2 separate regions of the Homo sapiens genome follow, and region 1 is linked to region 2. The links are chromatin loops, found by intact Hi-C in ENCODE. Cell type or tissue: gastrocnemius medialis. All regions are shown on one strand. Each heading gives the region's core, and the rest is flanking DNA. Links, peaks and the distances in the headings are about the cores only.

What was found. A loop is a pair of places that touch in the nucleus more often than their neighbours do. Peaks named below come from ENCODE experiments on the same cell type or tissue, not always from the same donor. Only the 100,000 strongest peaks of a DNase experiment are listed, where the experiment ranks them.
Region 1: a loop joins it to region 2, with 13 times the contacts of the local background. A loop is called at or near these places in 2 of 110 quality-filtered maps.

The regions. Positions count from the first base shown.
Region 1 is chr14:50,738,070-50,740,990 of GRCh38, forward strand. NIN (ninein) reads right to left here. Exons shown (of 31, transcript NM_020921.4): 26 at 1,239-1,418; 27 at 71-217. Among named protein-coding and RNA genes, the nearest start is that of SAV1, 71 kb to the left of the region's middle. In gastrocnemius medialis, for the core only: no CTCF peak of the experiment used is centred there; a DNase peak (open chromatin) is centred at 1,302; H3K4me3 peaks cover 1,058 bases; H3K27ac peaks cover 2,500 bases.
Region 2 is chr14:50,541,213-50,544,133 of GRCh38, forward strand. It overlaps a transcript of MAP4K5 not described here and a transcript of ATL1 not described here. Among named protein-coding and RNA genes, the nearest start is that of MAP4K5, 10 kb to the left of the region's middle. In gastrocnemius medialis, for the core only: CTCF peaks have their summits at 1,827 (motif pointing right) and 2,034; no DNase peak of the experiment used is centred there; H3K27ac peaks cover 811 bases.

The DNA.
Region 1 (2,921 bases), core at 177-2,676, 200 kb after region 2:
AGAAGAAACACACTTAAGAACGCATTATAGTGAGAACACAGATGTACGCCATATATTCTCAAAAACTCACCTTCCTGTTAGCAGGAGATTGTTCTTTCTGAAACTGATCACACTCTCTCTTTAAGCTCAATTTTTCTTGCTCTGTGGGATTCATGGTACCTGATGGGTTTAGATGTTTTTGGTGCTTGGGAAGAAGATTGGATTCCAACTGACGGACCTAACAGGAACAAATGTAAGAGGAAAAAATGCTAATACAATCACCCAGCCAGCAAAAACAACAAACATAGGGAAAGTTTTAATTCAGTACTTGGGTCCTGTTTAACATCCTTTTTCAATCAAGCCTGTAAATACTTGAAGCTAGCTTTTCTGGATTTCAAAAGACCCTTTCTAGGTGAGTCTGGTTGGGTCTGCAAACCCAGGACTGTAGGAACAAGACTGGGAAGAGGGGACTTCTGGGTCTACTAACTCTCCAGGAGTCAACAGTGTATGTGATGTGGCTGCCAGGAAAACAGGCACAGTGGTCCCAGGCCCTTTTTTTCTGACATGAACACTACTTTTAGGAGAGAATGGGCTGACAGTTCCCATCTGCTCTTATTGGACTATTCACATCTAAAACAGTTCTACGAAGACATGAACCATGTCTGTCTTGCTCACCACTGCAGCATCCGTGATAGCAGTTTCTGGCATGGAGTAGGTGTTCTAACTAAATATCTGCGACTCTTCAGAGTTCCTCCTCAAAAGGGGTGTTAAGCATAGGTTAAATATCATTGGGAGACTATGCAGCAGAGGTAAGGAATTCAAGCACCAAGTTGGTGGTTGGAAAAGACCTTAAACCTTGAAATGCTGTCTTTTAAAGGAGGCACCTTTTTCTCTCGTGAGGAGTTATTTAGACCTGCAAGATCTGAGTCTAGTTTTACCATTTTTGTACTACTAGTCTTGGTGGCCAGCCAATTTGAAGACTATATGGTTCACATAATTTCCATGAGTCTATATTTTGGATATGAAGATTAAAGTCACAAATATATTTTAATATAAAACTGCTTATAAAAATATTTTATAAACATCAGGATAAAATTATATGTGAGTAAATGATAAATGATACATTCTTAAAATAAGTCTGCTATAGCAGGATACTCAAATCCATACCTTAGAACCATTCCAATCATATCCAACATTCATTTTCCTATCAAACTAGTCATTTTCAAACATATGCCATGATGTGCAGCTTCTCCAATTACCTTCTCCCGGGAGTGCGTGAGTTCGGCTTTGGTGTTCTGTACCATGGTCTGGAGCCTCTCATTCTCTTGCCAAAGCAGCTGCTGTTCCTCATTCATCAGATGATCCAACTTGTCCCAGGACAGCCTTTTCTGCTGGTTATGGAGCCCTGATGGATGAGTAGCTATCTCTGGGGCCCAGCTCTTAAGAGAATTGCAGAGTGTAAGCCTTAAAAACAAGCTATTGGGTAATTGCTGTTTTGAGACAGGTGTCATGTTTACCCAATGACAACGACTCCTAATAAGTACCTTTCAATTGTCCCCTCAGTCTTCTAATGAAAGTATGTGTATGTACATATAAATATGAATAAAACAATATTCTTGAAGTTTGATTTAAACAAAAAGATTTGGAGAGTCTCTGTTTAAAATGGTCTTTGACAAAACAGCCATGCCATGTCCAATAATGAATATGACTGTAGGGCAAGGCCCAGTTCCATAAAGGACCCAAATGCATTGAGACTGGTGGCTTAAAAGTTGCTTCATTCTTACGAAGTTATCTTTAAGCCCAGAAGATATTCATTTGATTCACAGAGGACATAAAGAGAAGGCTGAAATGCACTGCCAACTCAAAAGCTTTCATAGGCTAAACTCTACTTTCATTTTCACATATGCAATCATATCCTTTTTTTAGAATCCAAAGCACATATTGTCCATGTAATTAACGTCTGAATTCAGAAATGTGCTTTCAGCTACCAAAGTGATTTTTTGGATCTTGAAAATGATTTAAAAAATTAAAAAGATAACACAAATAGATAAGCCTCTTACCTTTTAAACCAAACATGAAAAAAAAAAAGGTACAATCTCATTTTCAGAAAAAGTCAACCCAGAAGTAATTTTAAAAATGGAAACTTTTTTTTTTTTGAGACAGACTCTCACTCTGTCACCCAGGCTGAAGTGCAGTGGCACGATCTCAGCTCACTGCAACCTCCACCTCCCGGGCTCAAGCAATTCTTATGCCTCAGCCTTCCAAGTAGCTGGGATTATGGGCGCATGTACTACCACAGCTGGCTTTTTTTTTTTTTTGAGACAAAGTCTAGCTCTGTCGCCCAGGCTGGAGTGCAGTGGCACGATCTTGGCTCACTGCAACCTAGCCCTCCCGGGTTCAAGCGATTCTCCTGCCTTAGCCTCCCGAGTAGCTGGGATTACAGGCACTCGCCACCATGCCCAGCTAATTTTTTTTATTTTTAGTAGAGATGGGGTTTCAACATGTTGGGCAGGCTGGTCTTGAAGTCCTGACCTCGTGATCCGCCCGCCTAGGCCTCCCAAAGTGCTGGGATTACAAGCGTGAGCCACCATGCCTGGCCATTTTTGTATTTGTAGTAGAGACAGGGTTTCGCCATGTTGGCCAGGCTGGTCTTGAACTCCTGGCTTCAAGTGGTCTGCCTGCCTCGGCCTCCCAAAGCGCTGGGATTACAGGCATGAGCCACCACACCCAGCCCAAAACAACTAGTTTTTTTATAAAAAGTTTCACCAAGAGATAACTGAATGTGTCTACTTTTATTGTAGGACAAAATCTTGACATCTGCCCCAAAATGACATCTATAACATTGTTCTTAATTTATTTGCACACAGATTAGGCAGCACTGTGACTTATTAAAATGAGACACTTTCTACCACACCACCATAATGTGTCAGCCAGCTAACACT
Region 2 (2,921 bases), core at 265-2,764:
TCTATGATAGAGTATCATTCCAGAGGGACCTTTGTTTCCTTGATATCCAGTAGAATATCATGGTAGTCTTTTATCTTGATAACATTATGCAAATTGCACCTTGTGAGCAGGAAGTAGCAACCACCCTACATACTTTAAAAAATACCACTAATACCAGAGAACGAGAGATAAACCCAGTTCAGGAACCTGACACATTAGTGACATTTCTAACAAGGAAGTAGTGCTCTACCTTGTATCATCCACCTTAAAGATGCACAGTGTTTGTTTGGCCTGTTTGTATTTTGAGACAATGTACTGCATTTGCTACTCTTTGACCCATGTAACCTGTATGACTGCCACCTTGTTCATATCACTTGGAACTACATAATGTACTACAGAGAAGGCTATGATGCAAGCTGCCCTGACACTTAGGCTTTAGGATTCAGCAGACCCAATGGTAAACAGGAAACTGTATGGAGTCTCTTGCAACCCCAGTAGGAGAATCCCAATGCAGACCCCTAGGATTTTGGTATAAGAATATGCTGTTGGCCAGGCGCGGTGGCTCACGCCTGTAATCCCAGCATTTAGGGAGGCCGAGGCAGGAGGATCACGAGGTCAGGAGATTGAGATCACGGTGAAACCCCATCTCTCTAAAAATACAAAAAATTAGCTGGGTGCGGTGGCGAGTGCCTGTAGTCCCAGCTACTTGGGAAGCTGAGGCAGGAGAATGGCATGAACCCAGGAGGCAGAGCTTGTAGTGAGCCGAGATCGCGCCACTGCACTCCAGCCTGGGCGACAGAGCGAGATTCCGTCTCAAAAAAAAAAAAAAAAAAAAAAAAAAAAAAAAAAAAAAAAAAGAATATGCTGTTATCTGCTGACAGCTATTGTCTGTTTGAAAGGCAACTCTTGATTTACTTCTAGGTCTTAGTAGAGGCTAGACTCCTGACCACAGGATACTAAGTAACTATGTGACATTAACTGCTCTTTAGAAATTGGGAGTTACCCTGCATGTTCTCACTCATAAGTGAGAGTTGAACAATGAGAACACGTGGACACAGGGAGGGGAACATCACACACCGGGGGCCTGTGGTGTCGGGGGGAGGGGGTTGGGGGCAAGGGGAGAGAGAGCACTAGGACAAATACCTAATGCATACGGGACTTAAAACCTAAATGACAGGTTGATAGGTGCAGCAAACTACCATGGCATATGTATACCTGTGTAACAAACCTGCACATTCTGTACAGGTATCCCAGAACTTAAAGTAAAATTAAAAAAATAAAAGAAAATAAAAGAAATTGGATGTTACCTAATTTACTGGATCGTAAGTTGAACATGGGCAGCAGAATTCCGTTGTCAAATGGAAGAGTATACACTGAGGTGGCCTGAGATGATCTGGAAGACACAAGTAAATCATATGGAACAAATGTCCATTGGACCTGCCCTTACTTCTTTGCCACCTGTTTTTTTTTCAACCCATTATCTATAGGCTCATAGCCATTTAGCAGGGGAAGAAAAAGTTTAGGCTTGGTTTATTAATGGTCTGCATAATATGCTAGCACCAACTTGAAGCAGAGAGCCACAGAATTCTGTGCCCACACCATAATGGGGTGGCCCTGAAAGATAGGAGGAGAAATTCTCCCAGTGGATATAACTTTGAACAATACATCTGGTTGTCCTCTTTTTTAGGAAGAAGAGCTGATCTGAGGTATGGATCTGTACTGATTCATGCACAGTAGCTAATAGGTTGGTCAATTACTTGGAAGGAAGAAGATTTGAGATAAGGAAGTCAGTGGGAGAAGTATTATGGATGGATTCTTAAAATTGCCCAGAATGTGAAAATAACTGTGAACTACAATACTGCCCAGCAGAGGGCATCCATCTCGATAGTTATACAAGAAGATCTGTTCTCCAGGTGTCAATCAGCCTCTTTACACAGTCACTCTAGTGCTTGCTCAGTGTGCCTACGTGACAATAGGAATGTAAGCTAACATTAGATTCAACAATGTAGACTTCTACTTGCCAAGGATAATTCAGTTACTGCCACTATGGAGTGATTAATCTGCTTATAGCAGAGGCCATTGCAGAGATCCCAGTATGATACTGTTCCCTTGACAGATAAGTCAACCATCTGGTGGCAGTTTAATTTCACTAGATTCCTTTCATTATAGAGGGAAGAGTGACCTGTCATCATGGGAATAGATACATATTCTAGGTAGAGGTTTACCTTCCCTGCTTGGAAAGCTTCTATTAGTGCCACAATTCATGGGCTTATGGAATGCCTTGTTTTATCACCATGTATCACAAATATCTTTGAGCAAGAAAGTAATTTTATTATGAGAGAAGTGTGGCAGCAGAGTCATGCCCATGGAATTAACTGATCTTACCCATCACTCAGGAACAGCTAGTTTGATAGGATAGAGGAAAGTATGCAGAAGGATCAATCGTGGTGCTGGCTGAGAGAAAACCCCTGTAAGGATGTAGTATAGGACTCAACCCAGTCACCATTATATGTTGTCATCTACTCAATATTCAGAATGCATGGGCCTGTGAACCAAGAGGCAGAGGTAGGAGTGGCTCTTCTATTATTCCTAATAACTCTCTTGAAAGTTTTTTTCTCTACAACTTTGTCTCTATTATATTGTCCCTATAGGATTGGACTTGGTGAGTTTGGAGGCCCTAGTGCCCAAGGGATTGATACTTTCCCCAGATGACATGGTCACAATTCTATTTAACGGGAAGCTGAAACTGCCATCTGGCTATTTTGGAGTCTTCAGATCACTAAATCAACAGTTAGAGAAGGGGGTCATTGTACTGGTTGGGGTGATTGATTCTAACTACCATGGGGAAATTGGTTATTGCTCCGCAAAGGAAACAAGGAAGACTATGTCTGGAATCCCAGGTATTCACTAGGGTGTCTCTTAGTATTCACATCTCTAATATT